2 separate regions of the Homo sapiens genome follow, and region 2 is linked to region 1. A link is a loop called in an ENCODE intact Hi-C map of the cell type or tissue named here. Cell type or tissue: mammary epithelial cell. All regions are shown on one strand. Each heading gives the region's core, and the rest is flanking DNA. Links, peaks and the distances in the headings are about the cores only.

Evidence for each region. Peaks named below come from ENCODE experiments on the same cell type or tissue, not always from the same donor. Only the 100,000 strongest peaks of a DNase experiment are listed, where the experiment ranks them.
Region 2: a loop joins it to region 1, with 19 times the contacts of the local background. A loop is called at or near these places in 14 of 110 quality-filtered maps.

What each region holds. Positions count from the first base shown.
Region 1 is chr1:205,249,925-205,260,424 of GRCh38, forward strand. The region is part of intron 2 of TMCC2 (transmembrane and coiled-coil domain family 2); the gene reads left to right. Among named protein-coding and RNA genes, the nearest start is that of TMCC2-AS1, 18 kb to the left of the region's middle. RefSeq lists a silencer at 1,837-2,034 and an enhancer at 7,409-7,918. In mammary epithelial cell, for the core only: a CTCF peak has its summit at 6,429 (motif pointing left); DNase peaks (open chromatin) are centred at 6,427 and 9,107; H3K27ac peaks cover 1,370 bases.
Region 2 is chr1:204,802,554-204,813,053 of GRCh38, forward strand. No RefSeq gene overlaps it. Among named protein-coding and RNA genes, the nearest start is that of NFASC, 21 kb to the right of the region's middle. In mammary epithelial cell, for the core only: CTCF peaks have their summits at 4,847 (motif pointing left) and 5,695; DNase peaks (open chromatin) are centred at 4,588 and 4,828; H3K4me3 peaks cover 312 bases.

The DNA of each region.
Region 1 (10,500 bases), core at 1,571-9,570:
CAAAGCCCCTATTACCCAGAGGCCTTGGGGTCCCAGCACAGCTGTATATCCTCTTGTGCCTGGAGATCCGAGAAGTTTCTTCCTTTAGTCTGATTTGAATTCCTCATGTTCAGGTGAAGCCCTTGCCTTGTAGGGGTCCTGTCTGATTAGGAGAGGGGCCCATAGTGAGGACTCTGTTTCTGACCTAAAGCTCTGACACCAGAGATCATAAGCTGCAGCGTCCTCTTGACTTTTCAGACAGAATCAGCCACCAGGTAACTGGCCTCCAGAATTAGCCTTTATGCATCTTTTCCCCACTAACACCCACTGACTTTCTTTCTAGATTGAAAATATCGGCCGGGCACGGTGGCTCGTGCCTGTAATCCCAGCACTTTGGGAGGCCGAGGTGGGTGTATCACCTGAGGTCAGGCGTCCGAGACCACCCTGGCCAACATGAGGAAACCCCGTCTCTACTAAAAATACAAAAACTAGCCGGGCGTGGTGGTGGGCGTCTGTAATCCCAGCTACTCGGGAGGCTGAGACAGGAGAATCGCTTGAACCTAGGAGGTGAAGATTGCAGTGAGCTGAGATCGCGCCATTACACTCCAGACTGGGCAACAAAAGGGAAACTCCGTCTCAGAAAAAGAAAAAAAAGAAAATATCCAGTATTCTCCAGATTAGCTCTGGCATCTGGGAGTACAGAAATCACCAGGATAGAGGGGGCAAAATTAGATAACTTCCAAGTTACCTAGCCAAGATGTAAGGTCATGCCTTGTTGACGCCTTTGTCCCTAAGCTCAGGCAAAACTTGGTGGGAGACAAGCTGTCTGTCTGCAGACACAGGTGGGAGAGGCCAGCCAGGTATCTGCCTGGGCTTTCCAAGCTTGCCCAAGGGGAAGGTGCACTCAGGTTTCAGGTGTCAGACCCCTATGCCAGAGCTGGTAGCAGTCAGCAAGAGGAGCTGTCTGTCATCGGGTTCCAGACGGCAAGGAGCCGGCACTGATGATGTGGGCTGGGTCATGGGAGTTGGCTCAGGTCTCCCCGGCTACCCAGCACGTTCTTCCCTGGATCTGCCACATCCCTGAGATGAGAAACGTGACCCCAGTCCCCTCTGGGGTGCCAGATGAGGCAATGGATATACAGCATCATTAACCTGATCCCTGCTTCTGCCTCTTCTTTTCATAGGCATATTTTGGGCTTTCTCTGTATATCCCACAGAGCAGAGGGCGCTGAAATAGAAGTAAAACTGAATGACTGAATGTACACACCCTATTGCATTCCTTCTAGGCTCCTAGGGAATCAGAAGCTCCCCTGAGCTGCAGTAGGGAGTTGGGGGAAGTGAGTGTCATTTCTGGGGACAGCCTTTTCCTACCTCCCTTCTCTGTCCAGGGACAGGCTCTTGGACCCCTAGCCCATTTCCCAAATCTTCCAGAGGCCAACCTAGAGGCCTCCTGCCCGCTGCTGCTTTTGTCCTCTTTGATCCCCCTCCAGGTCTGATTCTGGGAGTTCTCACTCTTCCTTTCCATTTCCTCTTCCTTACAGTTCTCCAGATACCCCACCACTGGGACCCTAGAGCTGAGCTAGTGTCCATAGCTAGTGAATAATTCATCAGGCTCAGCAAGAGCTAAATTAGACCCAAGGTGATACTGTGACCAGGAGGCCTCCTTTGGGCATCTGGAAAGGCGAATCCTGCCCTGGAAAGACAAGTGCTCTGTAACATTAACTTCATTGTATAAGGTTTCTTCATTGCCTGAGAAGGTAGCTTCAGATCCAAATATAATCTGGGCCCTGTGCCTGTCCACTGACTTCTCAGGGGCTCAATGGCTTATGGGCATGCCCCCCAAGAGGTGCCACTCATGTCCTTTTGAAAGCCTTCCTGGCATCAACAGTCAGCTGAACAGCATGCTACAGTTTGCAGAATGCGTTCACACACATTTCTCGTTTAGTCACGTCAGCTCATGGTATGCTCTGAGCCCTTGAGTCAGCAGGAGCACACCAGAATTCGGTGTTTCAATCCTCTGCTTTTAGAAAGGAATTATTCCAAATTATTCCTGGCAAATAGGGTGGGGTAGAGGGTGCTCTGCTTCCTAAAAGTTGCCCAAAAAGGAGATGTGGCTTCCTCTCCGGGTCACTTTCTCTTGGGCCTGTTCCCAGTAAAACCTCCTCCAGGGAGAGTGACTATAAAGGCATGAAATCATCCGTCTTTCCTACCTGCCTGGTACAGATTTTGATTTGCCTAAAAGTGACCTATGTAAGTGGTTCTGTTCACTGCCCAACATCTGGGCTCATGTCTGTGCCCAAGAAGGACTACCTAAACAGGAGTGTCTGTGGCATTAGATGGGCAGAGGACCAGCAGGAGAGATGGCATACTCCCTCCCTGGAAGCAGCTGAAAGGTGCCCTGGTGTGTGCATGTGGGTGCTGCCCTGCAGCTTCCTCCACTCTGGCCTGATCTGTCTGCTTTCCCAGCTCACACAGCTGTGCCTATTCCTCCACGTATTCCTAGGAAGCATGCCCACCTGGGTTGCTGCTGTTCACGCTGAAGAATATTATCCTTCCTCTCGCATTTCCCTGGGGGTTAGCAGAGCTCTTTGGTCACATGGGTTTCTAAGAAGATGCACCTTCTGGCTTGATCTGAAAGTGAATACTTGGGGAGGGAACCTCTGAAAGATGACCATTTTCCAAACCTCCATTTCCAAGCAGGCTTGGTGAGCATAAAAGAAGCCGCCAGCCTTTCAAAGAGGAGTCCTCACTGGCAGATTTTCACAGCACATTTGGGGCCTGAAATTTTTTTAAGGCCTCACCTTGTATTCTAAGCTACTAAATTTAGCTACTTTTTAGCGTGGTTCTTTGCTCCTAAAGCCTATGACTTCTCCAGTTTCCCACCCTTCAAAATGTGTGGTTTGTGATTTTTTTTTTTTTAAGAGAAAGAAAAGTAGGCCAGGTGCAGTGGCTCATGCCTGTAATCTCAGTGATTTGGGAGGCCAAGGCAGGAGGATCACTGGAGGCCAGAAGTTCGAGGCCAGCCTGGGCAACATAGTGAGACCTTGTCTCTCTTAAAAAAAAAAAATAATAATAATAAAACTAGCTGAGTGTGGTGACATGCACCTGTAGTCCCAGCTACTTGGGAGGCTGAGGCAGAGGATCATTTGAGCCCCCCAGAGTTTGAGGCTTCCGTGAACCATGATCACACCACTGCACTCCACCTTAGGGGAAAGAACGAGACCCTGTCTCTACAAGAAAAAGCAAGAAAAATAAGATGATTTTAAAAGGGCAGTGGGGAGAGAACGGAAGAATAACAACAAGGCAAAGGAAGAGAAAATAAAAAAAATAAGATTTAAAGAATACTAAAGAAAGAAGGGGCATGGCATAAAAATTAAGGGAAGAGAAAGAAGGATGTGGAAGAAAAAACTAAACTAAGGGGAACCCAGTAAAAGGGCTGAGACCTTCCAGACGTGCAGAGAGAAGAGCCTGTGCCCAGGACCTGGGCTTCCTTCCAGTCCACCCTTCTCAGATGACAAGAGCCTATCTGTCACCCCCGCCTCAGGCTTAACTTGGAAGGGTGGAAAGAGTGAAGCCAGAGACCCCCTGCCACAGCTCAGCTGCCCATCCTGTGAATTGATAGTGACCACTCTGTGTCACTGAGATGTGGCCTCCATCTCTGCCAGGCCAGAGAGGAGGCGCCCCAGGGATGTCCAAGACTGACCAAGAAGTGCAAGTGATGTGGCTTACTCCACAGCTCCTTTTCTTTGCAAAAGAAGAGCTGCTTTGCAAGTGGTGTCCTTTCAGAGCCCACTGCTTTAGTGCCCTTGGCAGCTTTTCCCAGGTGTGCCTGCAACTCTCTTTGCTCCTGATGGCAGCTACTTCTTTGGCTTTTTCTGTTTCAGACCAAGTCTTCCAGGTACTGTCTGGAATACTGTGGTTTGTGTATGCATGTGCACATACATCCATGGTGAGGGAGCTTCAGGACCAGTCACCTATTTCAGTAAAACTTAGAAAGTGCCATGTGTTTGCACGAGGGCCCTGGGAGATAATGGTCCTATGTACCATTTGCAGCTAGGAGAAGTGAGACTCAGCTGCACAGAGTCTCCAAGGCTTGGCTCATTCACCCTCTCCTCCATCTCCTGATGCCACTGGTCTCACTCTCCAAGGCCGCCTCGTCCAAGCTGCTGCTTTGTAGTTGCTCCTGCCTCCTCACAGTTGTGAAGCGGCACGGACAGAACATGGAAGCCGCACAGCTAGCAAGTGGCAGGGTGTGGATTTTAGACCAGGTCTTCTGACTCCCAAGCACTCTGTGGGCCACTGAAAGGCTCATCCAGTGCCCAGCGAGCCCAGCTCTGGCACATCTTCCTGCCAGACACATTCACCTTAACCCCCTGTCTTTACGCCGTCCTCCCATCACATTTGTGGAAACAGTCTCAGCGCCTACAGTGACTTGACCAAGGTCACTTAGAAAGCATGGAAGTGAGTCTCACGCCCAGGGCTCTACAGGGCCTTTCCCACCATGCCACCATGCTTTGGGCTATCTGTTCCCCACCCCCACCACAGGAAGCTCTGCATCCTTGGCAGATTTGGGAACACGTCTCATGTATAAAGACGAGCAGGCTTAGAAAAGCATTGCTCTGCTGCTAGCTTGCCTGGCAGACATCTCCCTGGTTCTTGTTTGCTACTTTTCTCCTAGTGAACTATTGGTTCCCTCCTGAACCCCTGTTTTCCTGCTGTTCAGTTATTGTGCTGATGGGTAAGCTGCTCTTGGAGTGGAGCTATAACCTTCCATTAGGGAGCTGCCAGGTGCCTGTGTTGGGGGCAGCTCTCCCCAGTTCATTCTGGTGGTGCAGCATGGCCTTGCAGGAAACTCTTTCTGTTGCTTCTGAGCCCTCCTGATCCCGGGAAGCACAGAGAGACCTACCATGCAGAGTGAACCCCAGGGCTCTCAGCTCACTCGGCCCCTCCCCACCTGTCTCCTGCTGCCACTGCCTTCTCTTCCTTTTCCTCTGCTTAATAAGAAAAAGTTTAAAATGTTAGCTTGGGCTGGGCATGGTGGCTCACACCTGTAATCCCAGCACTTTGGGAGGCCAAGGCAGGTGGATCGTTTGTGCCCAGGAGTTCAAGGTCAGCCTGAGCAACATGGTGAAACCCCATCTCTGCAAAAACTAGCTAGACATGGTGGTGCACACCAGTAGTCCTAGCTACTTAGGTGGTTGAGGTGGGAGGATTGCTTGAGCCTGGGAGGTCAAGGCTGTAGTGAGGTGTGATCGTGCCACTGCACTCCAGTCTGGGTGACAGAGCAAGATCCTGTCTCAAAAAAAAAAAAAAAAAAAAATCCTAGCTTGGTGGGGCCTAGCCTGGAGCGGGCAGAGAAGGGGTATCTTGGCCGGGTGCAGTGGCTCATGCCTGTAATCCCAGCATTTTGGGAGGCTGAGGCGGGTGGATCACGAGGTCAAGAGATCAAGACCATCCTGGCCAACGTGGTGAAACCTCGTCTCTGTACTAAAAATACAAAAATTAGCTGGGCGTGGTGGTGCACGCCTGTAGTCCCAGCTACTTGGGAGACTGAAGCAGGAGAATCGGTTGAACCCAGGAGGTGGAGGTTGCAGTGAGCCAAGATCGCGTCAATGCATTCCAGCCTGGTGACAGGGCAAAACTCCATCTCAAAAAGTGAAAAAAGAAGGGGTATCTTGAGTATGAGAAGACCAAGCTGTCTTTGTTTCTACCTGAGACAGAACTGCAGTGGCTGGACTGCCTTTCATGGCAGCTAAATGAGGTAGATCATTTCATTGTTTTACGATGTCAGTATTGAGGGAGGATCAGTCTTATGCTAGGCACAGTGAATGGTCCAGATGAACATAAGATCTGATCCCTGCCTTATCATTTAATAGGGGCATAAGACCTATTTACAAATAACCCTTATGCAAGAACAGTGCTTGGTGCGAAAATATAAAGTCAAGATCCAGTACCATAGGAGGGGGATCATTTGCAGAAGTAGGGGAGCTGCCAGAAGTGTTCCCTGGCCCTACAGGTCAGAGCTGGCCCCAGAAATTGGGACCTATGTAATATGCTTTGCCAGGCTTCTTCACAAACCCCAAGTCATCAGCCAACCACAAATGTTTGTATAGTTTCCATGAGCCCAGGGTATGAGGACTCCTGATCTCAGTGATTTTGGCCTGCAAGCCCTGGCACTGGCTCCCAGAGATAGCACTGGGCCCTTATCTCTTCACACCTTCTTGAATTTGGGACTACCCAATCAACGTGACGCGTGTCGGCCATCAGTATTTAAGCCTGGAGTTCCTCACCAGACTCAAGTGGGTGCAGAATCCATGTCTTTCTGAACGACAGTTCTGCTGTGAGAAGCTGCCATTAGAGAGATCCAGCAGGCCCCAGGACTCAGCTGGCCAGCCGGTGACACTGCTCACTGCTCATTGTCCTCAGCTGTGGACCTCTGTCCCCCTCTGCTGGCCACTCACAGAATTTCCTGCTGGCACTGTCAAGATGAAGTCCAAGGAGGAAGAGACTGCTGTGAGTTTCCCATCTGTGCTTTATCTTGGGTGTTTTTGCCAGGGCAATGCTGGCAGAGACTGGGAAGCAGAAGCTAGTGCAGAAGTGGCCATTGGTGTCCAGGGCAGAGACTGGATTTCTGGGACAGGATCTCAGGGCAGAAGAATTCCCCTGGTGAGGCTGGCTGCTGTCAGCTTCCTCCAGGTGGTTATTGGAGTAGAGAAACTGCCTTGGAAGTGATGGTGCCTTAAGCCAACGGGCAGGGCAGCAGGGAGAGGAGGAGAGGACTCTGGCTGGAGCTGGCTGTGTTAGGATCTGCCAGGGAGCCCCCCTCCAGGCTCTAGTCTTTTTTGGCTTTGGAGAGCTCTTCGCTATCCTGGAAGGCTGGCTGGGAGGCTCACTTCCATTCCGAATCCATGAGACTGCTCTGTTTGTGAGAGGAGCTTCTGATCATGGGAGGCATTTCTGTGAGATGGGAGGGGTGAGGTGGAGTGCCTGTCTTCTGGGTGGTTGAAGGATGCAGGTGCACATGTCATGTGTCCTCGTGCACATCCCTTTCAACCCCCTTTGCCCCCCACCCCCACCCCTCCTCATTGATGCCTGTCACACCTGGGTGTCCTTATGCACACAACTCACAGTGGAACAGCTGGACTTGTGGAGGGGCATCTCATCAGAGCTCGGTCCTCCCGCGCTCGGTGATCCTCCCTGTCTCCTGCCAGATGGGAAGGAGCAGCCCGTGAGCCCCAGGGGAGGGGGAAATCTCCTAGAGCAATCCGCCCCTAATCCCCAGGCTGTGCCTCAGTCTGGAGATGGCGGCTGCAGAGTCTGGGAACTCAGGCACACCTGCTCGCAGCCCAGTGCTGCCCAGGGTCTGTGACCCCGGGGGCCTGACACAGTCCGCAGACAGCTGGGGCCTCAGAGCCCCGGGTACCTCATCGCCGGCACGGCTTCGGGAAACAGTGCCCACACAGGTGAGGCGTCTGGTGGGTGGAAGGAGAGAATTTCACCGGGCGGGGTGGAGTTGGGGGATGGGAAAAGGCCTGTTCTGCAGTTAGTCAGGTGGGCTGTGCTTACACTCCAGTCTCTCAGGGAGCTCTCCTCCAGGTATAGAGAACTGTTTGTGGGTGGGAGAAGGGAGGAGCCTTAGGCTGCCAAATGCTGGGAGAGCCCCTGGGGTTGGATGTGGGCGCCCTGTGCAGGAAGGCAGGTGAACCCTGGCAGAGATGCCTCCAGAAGCTGTGGCTATGTGGCACTTCAGCTGGGGCCCAGGCACCTTATTAAGTGGAGGGGTGTTCCTGGTTGTGGTCGCTTGTGTCTGTGAAGAAACAGTGACAGGAATGGGGACTGTGAAGGTCCAGTGAGTGCTGACCCCAGGGAGACAGTGGGAGAGGCCATAAGGAGTAAAATGTTTGGGTACTGAGAGTTTTTAGGGAATTCAGAGGATGGACAATGGAGAAGACCTGAATATGAGAGGGGAGCTCGGGGCCCCAACTGGGATCTGTGGGTGTGAGGAGACGAGGAGGGTGCAGGACATTTACTGGACAAAAGGGCTTTGTTCTCCACAGGGCAGACACTGAGGGGAGGATGTAGTTTTCATCAGAACTGAGGGGTGGCCCTAATGGAAGGGGCTAGAAGCCAAGGGTTAGATGAGAGGGATGTCTCCACCAGGACAAGAGAGTAGCCCTTAGGGTCAGGGCAGGAGGAAGAACTTGCTGGCCACAGGAGGTGGCAGGTGGAAGCCTCTACCTGGTGTCAGCTGATAATAGGCAGCTGGCTCTGCACTGCCTGGAGATGAGTAGTTGCTGCTTGAAAGGATGAGTGAGTGACTTTCCTTGTCTCTCGGTAGTTTGCACCTGAAATCCCCTTGTAGTAGAGCGAGATGCCTTTTAAAGCTACTGAGGGCATGCTCTGCCCTTCGAATCCCCCATGTGGCAGCTGGGGCCTTGCTACAGGGGTTTTGTCACCCCCTTGTGCCCATGGTGAACTGACTCAGGTCCATACTGCCCCACATGTGTCCCATTCAGTGTCTGAGCACGTGGTGCCTGCCCTCTTGAGAAAAGCCGCTTAGGCTCCCAGGCACCAATTAAACCGATAGGTAGGCTCTTTCTCCACCCCCACCCCTTTGCCCACCTGGGAGCACCCGGGTCAGCTGTGATGACACATCCAGAGCTGGAGTGAGCAGCTTCCTGTTACCCACATATCCTCACCAGGAAGGCAGAGAGCCACCAGCCCCACCGGGCTATTCCTGCTGAGTTGAAAAAATGGAATGGGGAAAGCCTCTGACTTCAGGACCAAGGGTTGGAATAATTTTTCCACCCTGCTCTTGCTGGAATGTTGGGTTGGTACAAGAAATTTCAAGTTCCTTCTCTCCCAACTTTACCGTAAGGTCACATGACCTCTTTGGGTTGAAGGATTTTAGCTGGCTGTAGGCTTTCCTCTCCATCCTAGTCTGGTTGACCTCCCCTTCCATCTGAGAATGGGTAGAAAAAGGGAATCTGAGCGTTCTTTATCCCGAGAGGGCCACTGAAATCAGAGTCACGGGGCAGCAGTCAGCAGATTGAAGCATCTCTGCTGAGTCACCCAGGCCTGCCAGCCCCGGGGCCGCACTCGCCTGCTGGGCTCTGACCCACTGGGAGCCCAGACCTTGCTCCCAGGAGCGGTGTTCTGCACAGGCCTGGGCCTGCTTGTCTAGACCCATAGACAAGCCAGGGTTGACACCTGACTCCATTGTCAGGATGACTGGGCTGCCCTGCTTTCCTAAAGGGAAGCATAGGAACCCCCAAAGCTTTTTCTTTGTCTTTTTTTTTTTTCCATCTAAGAGTGACCTTATATTGTCTTTCCAACTCCTGAGCAGATGGCTAACATGAGAAGGCCCCTTTCTCCCTGTCAGCCTGCTGTGGGGACCCTAACGGGTTCTTTGCGAGTCTGGGAAGGGGCTGCCTGCCTCAGAGGGAGGAGGGTCAGAGGTACAGCTTTCTCGTGCAGCTGGGAGCACAGGTGTGGAGCACATGTTCCTTGCAAATGGCAGCTGTTTCTGTGGTCTATCTTGAAAACTGCTTAATGCATTTACATTATGAAGAAAGAGAACCACGATTCACATTTCCCAATTTACATAGCTAGTGCCCTTCCCCTCCCTCCACACAGCTTCACTTAAGCCTGGATACTTTCTGTTCCAACAGTGTCTACTGTGTGCCTCCCGGATATCGGGGATCCAGGCTGCTGGGCTAGTGTGTGAGAGGAAGCACCGGTGTCCCATGTCCAGGGCCGGGTTGACACGAGGACACTGAGTTCAGGCCCTGGGAGGAGGTGGAAACCCCAGGAAGTTCCACGGGAGCCAGGGCTGGGAAGCCCTGATCCGGCAGCTCCTTATAATCTGGCAGAGAGCCTAATCCAGCTTCATTTAGTGTTGTGAAAGGGGCCAGGGAGGTGAGTCCGGGGTGCCACCAAGGCCATGTGGAGGGGAGCCCCCAGGTGTGCGTGGGCTGAGGGTAGATCTCACTGGAGCAGGAAGAGGAATAGGGAAAGTTGGGTCTTGGACACTTGAGAGAACGTCCCAGCTCTGGCTTATCCAGACATTTGTCAGCACTTCTCAGCCCTCAGCCTTTGTGTAGAGCAAGATGTAAGGCCCTGGCTGGTAGGGTCCCTGAGCAGGGGGCATTCTGGTGTGGAGGGGGATCATGGAAGAAGTATGACTCTCCCTCCACGGTTCTCCTCTTAGAGCTTGCCCAGCCCATTCACAAGGATTAATCTGGAGTCAGGTACCTGTGGAGTGGCCAGCCTATCTCAGGCAGGTTGGGGTGGGGTGAGGAGGTCATGGTGTGGGGGCCACAACTCCAGGTGTGGTGCTGGTGGCTGGGCATGGATAGGGAGCTGGGTGGCATGGGCCAAACAGGACTCTGTGATGGTCTGGAGAGAGGAGCAGTGGTTCCTGTGTAGCCCACCTGTGCCCTGCTTTGGGCTGGGGAACCTTGGGCATTTCTGCCTGCTACTGACTGGGAGTTGAGTGATCTGGTCTTTTTAGTCAACCAG
Region 2 (10,500 bases), core at 1,505-9,504, 450 kb before region 1:
CATGTAGCTAATGCAGTCGGCTTATAGGATTCCCAGAGCTTCAGATGGGAGATTTTTGCACGAGAAGCCCTTTATCTGGGGAGGGGTTCTGGATGGGGTAGCGGCAGATGCAGGCTCAGAGATGCTCCTCTTGGCTTCTCTGAGTGTTCTGGAAGCCTGCCCTTCACTGCGGCAGCCCAAGTGTCTGAATTTGCAAGGAAGGTTAGCTGGCAGCTGCCACTGTGGGCTCTGAGCACTGAGAATCAGCCAGCCTTCGGAAGCTTTCACTCAAGAAGCCCCTCCTGGGCTCTGCAGGACCAGGCCTCAGGAGGATGGATCCCCGGTCAGAGGGTCTAAAGTGCTTCTCACCCTGGCCTCCTTGAGGCGGAGCCCTTTGAGAGGGTAGAGCAAAGGGCACTTACACTCACCCTCACTGGCTTCTAGATTTCCTCCAGAGCTGATTGCCGGAAGGAAGTCTTAGATGACTGCCTCTAACCCTCAAAAGGGCCCCTGGTAAAGTCACCCCAGCACATAGCCCACACACCAGGAACTGCAAATATTACAAAGACTTCAAATAGTGTAGCTCAGGGTTCATCCACACATAGGGTCAGTTCCTCCCATGGCTGGCTGGTCAGTGCCCACCATGTGGCTGTATCATCCTCTAGACTTGGGGGTGGGGCTGGGGGTGAGGAGTGGTGGGCAAAGGAGTGAGAGAGCTGGACTCCCTGGAGAGCAATCAGGCTTGGGCATGAGGGTGCTCCTGCCCAGTGGGATCTTTTCTGGGGAGCATCAGCAGGGTAGAGCTCGGGCTAGCCTGGCCATTGGAGCCTGTGCCCAGCCTGATCTGGAGAGGGAACTGGAGAGGAGAGTGCTCCCTGGAAGGGAGGAGAATGGCTTCCAGCTGGACTCTTGATGAGGCAGGATTTAGTCACCCCAGAGCCCCACTTCCAATCCTCTCCAAACCTGCACGCTGAACTGCTACCTCTCCCTTCAGGGTCTTACACTCTGCACATCTATTTTACCAGGATCTAAACTCATTCCTTTTGCACCTTTGATGAAACCGGTCTCCTTTCTCCGACCTTGGACAGCTAGGCTGAGAAAAGGGAGAGAGCAGAGTATCCAGGCTGAAAAAGACTAGCTGTGTGAGCTGGACTGGGAGCCCCAGGCTCTCATTCACCTTTAAACCTGAGCCAGAGAACCATCTCCTCCAGAAAGTCCCTCATCCCCCCACCCACAAAACCAGTGCAATTCCCCCACCCTCTGTTCTCCTAGCACCCTGGTCAGCTCCCGATCGATCACTGCTAACAACATTGCATTAATTTTGTTCATGTGACTGTTTTCTCCAAAAGACTGTAAGCTCTTTAAGAGCAGCATCTGCACACTGTTTGTCTATCTTTGAACTCAGAGTGCTGCCAGGGTTCAACACATAACTATTCATAAATATATAGTGAAAGTTTCCCTGAACTTGAGAAGTTCACAAAGGAAAATTTAAGCCTCAGTGTACACATATTCATGGTTAAGGTAGGGGTGGGATTAAAGTGCGGTAAGAAAGAAGAGACCTGCCTACATTTTTACATTTTCCAGGGGGCTGGTAGGATGAAGCTGAGGAACTGGGGCTGCAATGATGGAAGAAGGTGCGGGGTTCTGAACTCCTGGGCACACGACCAGCTACAGGCCACTCCCTCTGCCTGTGTGTTATTTCCACAGTGGGAGAGGACCATGGTCTTGTGGCATAGAAAGCAACTAGACCTCCAGGACCAAGTGTTAGTATCCACTGGGTGACCAATAAAAGCAGTAGTGATGTTTTTCTGTGTTGAGTGACCTTCCATCCATCACCTGGGAACTCAAGATATCTCTCTGGGGTTCCCACTCTGCTCTCAGCACTGAGCCACCACAGAGATGAGCAAAATCCAGGCCCCTACCTTCTAGGAGCTCCCGGTGTAGCTGGGGTGAGACTCCTAGTGCTTTGATGGGAAATTTGCCAGGGTATAATTACAGAATGCATTGTGTGGTGTGACCATGAGTGTTCTGGGAGGTCAGGGAAGACAGGAATGACTCTTTACCAAAGGCAGATGGCATTCTTGGTGATAGAAAGAAGTACAACACAATTCTCATGGTAGATGTAGACAAGCAACAAACGCACAGAGCAGCATAAATAGAAAAGAAGAAAGGAAGGAAGAAAAAGGAAAAAAGGCAGGAAGCAGGAAGAAAGAAAAGGAAAAAACAGAAAGAAAAAGAAAGGGAAAGAAGGAAGGAAGGAAGGGAGGGAAGGAGGGAGGGAGGGAGGGAAGGAACATTCCACAAGTTACATGTTGACAGCAGGGAGAGGCCACCTCTATGGGCTTGAGAGAAGGAGTCAGAAGCTTGAATGAGCCTTGAAGAAAAGAAAGTATTTAATTAGGGAGAGAAATGCAGAAGCAGCAGGGCAGATCCAAAGATACATGGGTCACTGAAGAGATGGGAATGTGGGTGCTTGGTCTGTGCCTAGAGACTTGCCTCCCTGTCAATGAATTTTTTTGAAGAGTTTGAAGTTAATGCATGCACACCATAAAGAATTAAAACAGTGTAAAACTAGTATTGATTGAAAATCTAAGCTCCCTCCCAGCCTGACTCTTGGCCCACAGTTCCCTTCTCATGTTAAGCTGGTACCTGTCTCATGGGTTATCTTTCCAGATATTTCTAGGGATATAAAAGCTTATATTTTAATGCAAATAGCCACATACTACACATAGTGTTCTATATCTTGTTGGTTTTTTTAAAGAGATGGGGTCTTGCTATGTTGCTCAGACTGGAGTGCAGTGGCTATTCACAAGTGCAGTCATAGGACACTGTGGCCTCTAGCACTTGGCCTCAAGCAATCCTCCCATCTTGGCCTCCCCAGTAGCTTGGACTACAAGTATGTGCCACAACACCCAGCTTGTTGATCTTTTCCTTACTGATTGGTAGGAGCTTTTACTCATTAAAGGAACCATTTGTTCATGATGTTGCAAATATTTTCTCACTCTGTCATTCATGCTTTTACTTTTTTATGGTGGTTTTTGCTACCATAGTAGAAATGTATGATCTGAGCTTATCAGTTTTTTCTTTTATGACTTCAGGGCTTGAACCATACTTAGATTGTGCACACTTCAAGATTATAAAAATATGCTCCCAGATTTTCTTTTGATACTTGTATAGGTTCAATTTTATTTTAAAATATTTGATTAGTGATCTAGTACTAGTTTTTCTTTTTGACTTTTGCTTGTTTAAATTTTTTATTTAATCCTAAATTTATTTTTAATTATTATGGATACATAGTAGTTGCACATATTTAGAAGTAGTTTCAATTTTAGGAATGATTCTGCTTTTTTAAGTTACAATCTATCTTGGATTTCATCCTTACCATTTTATGAAAGTCATCTCATTCTTTTTCACTGTGTTAATAGTTACTCTATCACATGGACTTACTATAATTCATTAAGTGTGGTAACTCATGACTGTAATCTCAGCATTTAGGGAGGATCACTTGAGGCTAGGAGTTTGAGGTCAGCCTAGGCAACATTAAGACCCCCATCTCTAAAAAAAAATAAAAAATAAATTAGCCAGGAGTGGTGGCACATGCCTGTAGTCCCAGCTACTCAGGAGACTGAGGTAGGAGGATCACCTGAGCCCAGGAGTTTTTCAGTGACTTATGATTGTGCCACTGTGCTCCAACCTGAGCAAGAGTGAGACCCCACCTGTTTAAAATAAAAGGGGAATAAGGCTGGAAGCATCACACTATCTGACTATACTACAAACGTAAAATGCACTACAAAGCAATAGCAATCAAAACAGCATGGTACTTACTCGCAGAAAAACAGACACACAAAACAACAGAACAGAATAGAGAGACCAAGAATAAATCTATGCTCTTACAGCCAACTGATTTCCAACAAAGGCATCAAGAACACACATTGGGCAAAGGCCAATCTATCCAATAAAGGGTGCTGAGAAAACTGGATATTCATATGCAGAAAAATGAAACCAGACTCCCTATCTCTCACCATGTCCAAAAATCAAATAGAGACGGATTAAAAACCAATGTAAGGCCCGAAACTGTGAAACTACTGGAAGAAAATTGGGGAACCCCTTCATGACATTGGTCTGGGCAAGGATTTTTTGAATAAGACCAAAAAAGCACACGCAACAAAAGCAAAAACAGGCAAATAGGATTCCATTAAACTAACAAGCTTCTGCACAACAAAGGAAATGATCAGCAGAGTGAAGTGACGACCTACAGAATGGGAGAAAACATTCATATACTTCGCATCTGACAAGGGGTTAATATCCAGGACACACACGGAACTCAAAGAATTGTAAGTCTTAAACGATGGCTTTAAACAAATTTTGTGAAAATTTAACCATCAGGTCTGGTATAAGCCAGCTCCAGGACACCACTGGAAGGGTTCCTGTTTTGGAAGCTGGACTCTGTCCTCCTCTTGGAGCCCTCGGAGAGAGCAAGCGAGGCTGCTCTGTTCTGGAGGCTCCGTGCCCCTGAGGCCTTTGACCCCGTTACCCGCGTTCCTCCCCTTGAAGCCCGGTCCCGCTCTCCCAACACCAGTGTTCTGCTGCCCCCTAATGGCAGCTTCTGCCATCTGCGGCTGTCCGGGAGCTAGATCCACCGCAAAGTCCACCAGCTCCGCTCCAGGATCAGAGACCCCTGAGCAGGTTAAACAATCTTCCCCCTCCACTCCAGACTTTTGGAACCCAAGGACGGCCGGGTCAGAGTACCCAGGACCTCAAGCCCCGCTGCCCCTTGTCCATCCCAGAATCGTGGTTTCCCACTGCCCTCTGCAGTGCCGCGGCGAAGTGATGAGCCCGGCACTGTGGCGCCACCTAGTGCCTCTGCTGGGTCAGTGGCACCTGCACCTGCACTGCCAGCCCCCTGCTGGGAGAATTCCGACTCAAGAACTGTAGTTTGTTGTGTGTTGTTTTTGCTTTGGGGCTCACTGGGAAACTCTCACCAGTCACCTGCATTACAGCCTGGGGCTTCCTGTCACTGTAGAGCAGGTAAGAAGAGGAGGGAAAGAAAAGACCTCAGCAGCACAGCACCAGACCTTCCTCCACTTGGTGGGGCCTTCTGACCACGAATGGTGAATAGTCCAACTAACAACTAAAAGCTCCAGCTGGGAGGACCCTGGAGCTCCCCTGAGCCTGTGGCCTTCAAACGGTACTGACCAAGCCCATCAGTAAGCAGTGCATTTTACAACGCAACAGTCCAGGACACCCCTGCGTTGAAAGAACTCAGGAAGCAATACTTACCCTTAGTATGCATAGCGTATTTTGACACTTCCATTACTTTTGATTCTAAAAAAAAAAAAAAAACTTGCCACAACTTAATAACTGAATTCACAGTTCATTAATGGGTCACCACCTACAGTTTACAAAACAATAATCTAGCCCTCAGTTCACTGAGAAGAAACAGAGGACAAAGAACAAATTTGCCCAATAGCAAATTAGGGGCAGATTCAGATCTAGGATCTAGAATCCAGGTCTCTGATGCCCAGTCTCATCACTTCAAGGCCTCCTCTGGGCTCTGTACCAAGTTCCTTTTGCACTGAAGCACAGAGCTCTGTCTCTCTCTGTGGCCCAGATCTATATAGGGCAGACTGTCAGGATCTGACTGCAGGCCCCTTTGTGCCCTGGAAGTAAGGGGTTGTCAATTGCTGTTTCTCTTATAATGAACTTCTCCTGTTCTAGCACAAGGCGGCAGCAAAGAGAAGCAAATGGCCTTGATAGTTGGAAGGAAAAAGGAGAAAATAGGCTCTGGGCAGTTCCGGTAACCTAACAAGTAAATGAGTAGCGTTAGCGTTTTGCTTGAGATCAAAAGCCAAAGGGCGGTATTTTGTCAAAGACCTTTGGAACTTAATTTTAAAAGTTAAGGAGGGCCAGGCATGGTGGCTCACACCTGTAATCCCAGCACTTTGGGAGGCTGAGGCAGGGAGATTCCTTGAGTCCAGGAGTTTGAGACCAGCCTGACAACATAGCGAGATCTTGTCTCTACAAATAAAAAACAAAAAATTAGCTGGGTGTTGTGGTGCACATCTGTGGTTCCAGCTTCTTAAGAGGCTGAGGCACGAGGATCCCTTGAGCCCAGGAGGTTGAGGTTGCAGTGAGCTGTAATCATACCACTGCACTCTAGCCTGGGTGACAGAGCAAGACCCTGTCTCAAAATAAATAAAGGCTAAAGGGTGTTGGGAATACTCTAGTCTAAACAATACCTGATGCACTGTTTGTTGCAGGAGTGTTGATAAAAAAGAAATCCGTAATCTTCCTAGAGAGCATATGAATTTTATTTTAAAATTTTAAAATGTTCAAACCCACTGATCCAGAAATTCCACTAAAAGGAATATATAAAGTGCTAATTTTATCCATACAAAGTTGGTCACCACAACATTTGATATTTTTTTGACAGAAAGAGCTAAATAATATCTACATGGAATTAGTTTTAAATCTTGTGTACACCAAAACCAAAAATGTAATACTATGCAGCCAGTAGGTAGGATGATGTAGAATGTGAAAAGCAGTTTACAAAATCCTATGTGTAGTATGCTCCCATCTGTGTAAAGTGCCCAGGGATTCTCTAGGTACTGGGGTGAAGGTGGGGTGCCTCTCTGAAGAATGGAGTCATCATTCAGAATCACCTGGAGAGATTTTATAAACCACAGTCTTCCCCAACCACTCACCCCAGGAAAGTGTGATATGCCCCTTTGGGAGATATGGTTACATTTGAGAATCATTTCAGGAAGGGAAAAGGATAGAGAACTGCTGGAGGTGTACATATAACCATTTGTGTGTACATGCATGTGAGATGGTAGTGGGATGCTTCCCAGAATGACAGCATCAGTCTTCTCTGAGTGGTGAGATTTTCAAGTGTTTTTCAATAATAATAATGACAATAATGATACTTAGAATAATCATGATAAAAATAGTTTGTTTAATCATCTACCTGTTGAAGGACATCTGGGCTATTTTGAATTTTCACCTATTACAAATAAAGCTGCCATGAACACTTGGTGTACAGGTTTTGGTGTGAACGTAAGTTTTTATTTCTTAGACATAAATGTCCAAGAGTGCAATTAAGGCTTGTTTTATGGCCTAGCATATGGCCTATCCCTGATGTTCCATGTGCACTTGAGAAGGATATATATTCTGTTGTTGGATAGAGTGTTTCATAGATGGCTGTTAGGTTCAGTTGGTTTACAGTGTTGTTACAGTTTTCTATTTCCTTGTTGATCTTCTGTCCAGTGGTTCTGTCTATTTTTGAAAGTGGGATGTTGAAGTCTCCAACTATTACTGTTGAATTGTCTATTTAATTTCTGTCAGGTTTTGCTTCATGTATTTTGGTGCTCTGATATTAGGTGCATATATGTTTATAATTTTTACATCTTTCTGATGAATTGAACTTTTTGTCATTATAAAATGCCTTTGTTTGTCTCTAGGGACATTTTTTATTTTGAAGTGTTTTGTTTTATATCAATCAGTATAGCTGCCCCAGCTTTCTTGTGGTTGCTGTTTGCATAATATATATTTTTTCCACTTTTCTACTTTCTATTTGTATCTTTAAATAAAAAGCATGTCAGATAACCTCTGTCTCTAGGAACAGGAAAAGATTTCATGATGAAGACACCAAACGCAATTGCAACAAAAGCAAAAATTGACAAATGGGATCTAATTAAACTAAAGTACTTCAGCGCAGCAAAAGAAACTATCAACAAATTAAACAGACAACCTACAGAATGGGAGAAAATTTTTGCAAACTATGCATCAAAGATCTAATATCCAGTGTCTATTAGGAAGTTAAATTTGACCTTTGTCTAATATCCAGCATCTATATACAAGTTCCTTATAGATGCTCTCATTGTGTAAAGGGATTCTCTAGGTCATGCCCATGTAGCCCTGAACTTAAAATAAAAGTAAAAAAAAAAAAAAAAAAAAAGCAAGTCTACTGTAGACAGCATATAGAGTTAGATGATGTGTTTTTTTCCCAGATAATCTGTCTTTTGATTGAATTGTTTAATCTATTCATATATATTGATATGGTTGGATTTACATCTGCCATTTTACTTTTTGTTTCCTATGTCTCATGTCTTTTTTGTTGCCCCATTACAAAGTGGGCAAAACATGAACAGACACTTTTTCACTTTTCAAAAGAAGACATACATGCTGCCAACAAGCATATGAAAAAAGCTCAACATACTTGATCATTAGAGAAATGTAAGTCAAAGCCACAATGAGATACCATCTCACACCAGTCAGAATGGATACATTAAAAAGTTGCTGGCAAGGTTGCAGAGAAAGAGGAATGCTTATACCAAGTTTGTCCAACCTGCGACCCCCAGGCCACATACAGCCCAGGACGGTTTTGAATGTGGCCCTACACAAATTCATAAACTTTCTTAAAACATTATGAGATTTTTTTTTTTGCAATTTTTTTTAGCTCATTAGCTATTGTTAGTGTTAGTGTTGTTAGTGTTCTTTTTTTTTTTTTTTTTTTTTGAGATGGAGTCTCACTTCTGTCACCACGCTGGAGTGCAGTGGTACGATTTCAGCTCACTGCAATCTCTGCCTCCTGGGTTCAAGCGATTCTCCTGCCTCAGCCTCCCGAGTAGCTGGGACTACAGGCACCCGCCACCACGCCTGGCTAATTTTTTGTATTTTTAGTAGATACGGGGTTTCACCATATTAGCCAGGATGGTCTCGATCTCCGACCTCTTGATCTGCCCGCCTCAGCCTCCCAAAGTGCTGGGATTACAGGCGTGAGCCACCACGTCTGACTCATACACATCTTAAGTCATCAGAATTAGCTTTAGGTTTACACTAGCTTAATTCCAGTGATACATAGAAATGTTTCTTATATATAGTTCTATTCCCTCTCCTCCCTCTTCTGTGGTATTATTATTAAATCAGTTGTCTTTTTTTTTTTTTCTTTTTGAGAGACAGGGTCTCACTCTGTTGCCTAGGCTGGAGTGCAGTGGCATGATCATGGTTCACTGCAGCCTTGAACTCCTGGACGCAAGCAATCACCCTGCCTCAGCCTCCCAAGTTGCTGGGACTACAGGTCCCAACTACTTGGCCATAACATTTATATAACTTTTAAATTTTTGTAGAAGTAGGGGTCTTACTATGTTGCCCAGGCTGGTCTCAAACTCCTGGGTTCAAGTGATCCACCTGCCTTGGCTTCCCAAAGTGCTGGGATTACAGGTGTGAGTCACAGCATCTGGCTGAGGAGCTTTTGAAACCTACAGTTTTCTGGACTCCACCCTAGACCTACAGAATCAGAATCTATATATTTTTAAAGCTCCCGGGTGATTCTGATGATTGACAAGTTTGGGGATCTCTTTTCTAGAAGGTGAGGAAACTGAGGCTAAGATGTAGCACCAGCCATACTCCCAGGGGATGACCAGCCTGTGCCCAGAGCCCAGGCCTTCCAGCTCCCAACCCATACTCTTCCCCGCACACCCTGCTGCTTCCCCATGTGACTGCCCTATGACCTCTCTGTCAGTTTCCTGCTTTTGGCTCCTGCCAGCTTCTCAAAGAGGTAAAATGGATTAGGAGGGGAATCAAGTGCCTTGTAGATTATTGTGCCTTCATGGATTTGAGGGGAAAGTTGGAGACCTTGTACAACCTTTTCCATGGTGACCAACAAGGACCTGGATGAGTCATTCCAAGAAAGGCTTACTCCTCTTTGTTACCTATGAGGAGCTAATACCATAAACTAAAGAATAATCCACCCACTCATTCATCATTTATTAAGTGTCTAGTATATGCCAGGAGTTAGGGCAGGCATTGTAAATAAAAAGATGAATGAGATGCAACTCCTGTTCTCAAGATGTTTATGAAGAACAATGAAGTAAAGAATACATGGAAAATATTTAACCTACTCAAAAAGTTTTGTAAACAGATTTTTTTTATAATAACTTATGTGGTAGCAACATCTGATTAAACCTGAAAATATTTGGTGCGAAAACCTGAGCTGAACTGACATAAGTTAAGGAAATGAATTATAGCTTTATTCATGTCACTTAGTGTGAATATTCATACCTTTTACTGCATACATATTAATGTGTTTGATTTACAAAATTATGCCTCAGACCTCACTGGAGTTGTGACATAACGAATAGTATCTGAACCAAATAATCTTTCTAAAATCTGAAAAATTATGAATTCTAAAATACATCTGGCTCAAGGATTTCAGATAAGGGATTGTGTATCTGTATTTTTTAAGTTCCTTTTGGTTCAGGAGGAATTCCAGAGCTTTGAAGTTCATGGCCATGGTATAAGGCAGAACTTCCAGAAAGAGCCTCTGAATGATAACTGAGATACACGTGTAAGAGCTTCAGCTCTATGTAGGTCAGCCAGGCTACAGCCCTTTATCTTCTATTGCTACAGAGCACTGGACTAAATTTGGCTGGTGAATCTTCTATAGCATCATGCCATAAGCTTGGAGATGGTCTCACCAACTTTGGCAAAGGGCCAAAGAAACAACTGGAACTGTACTGA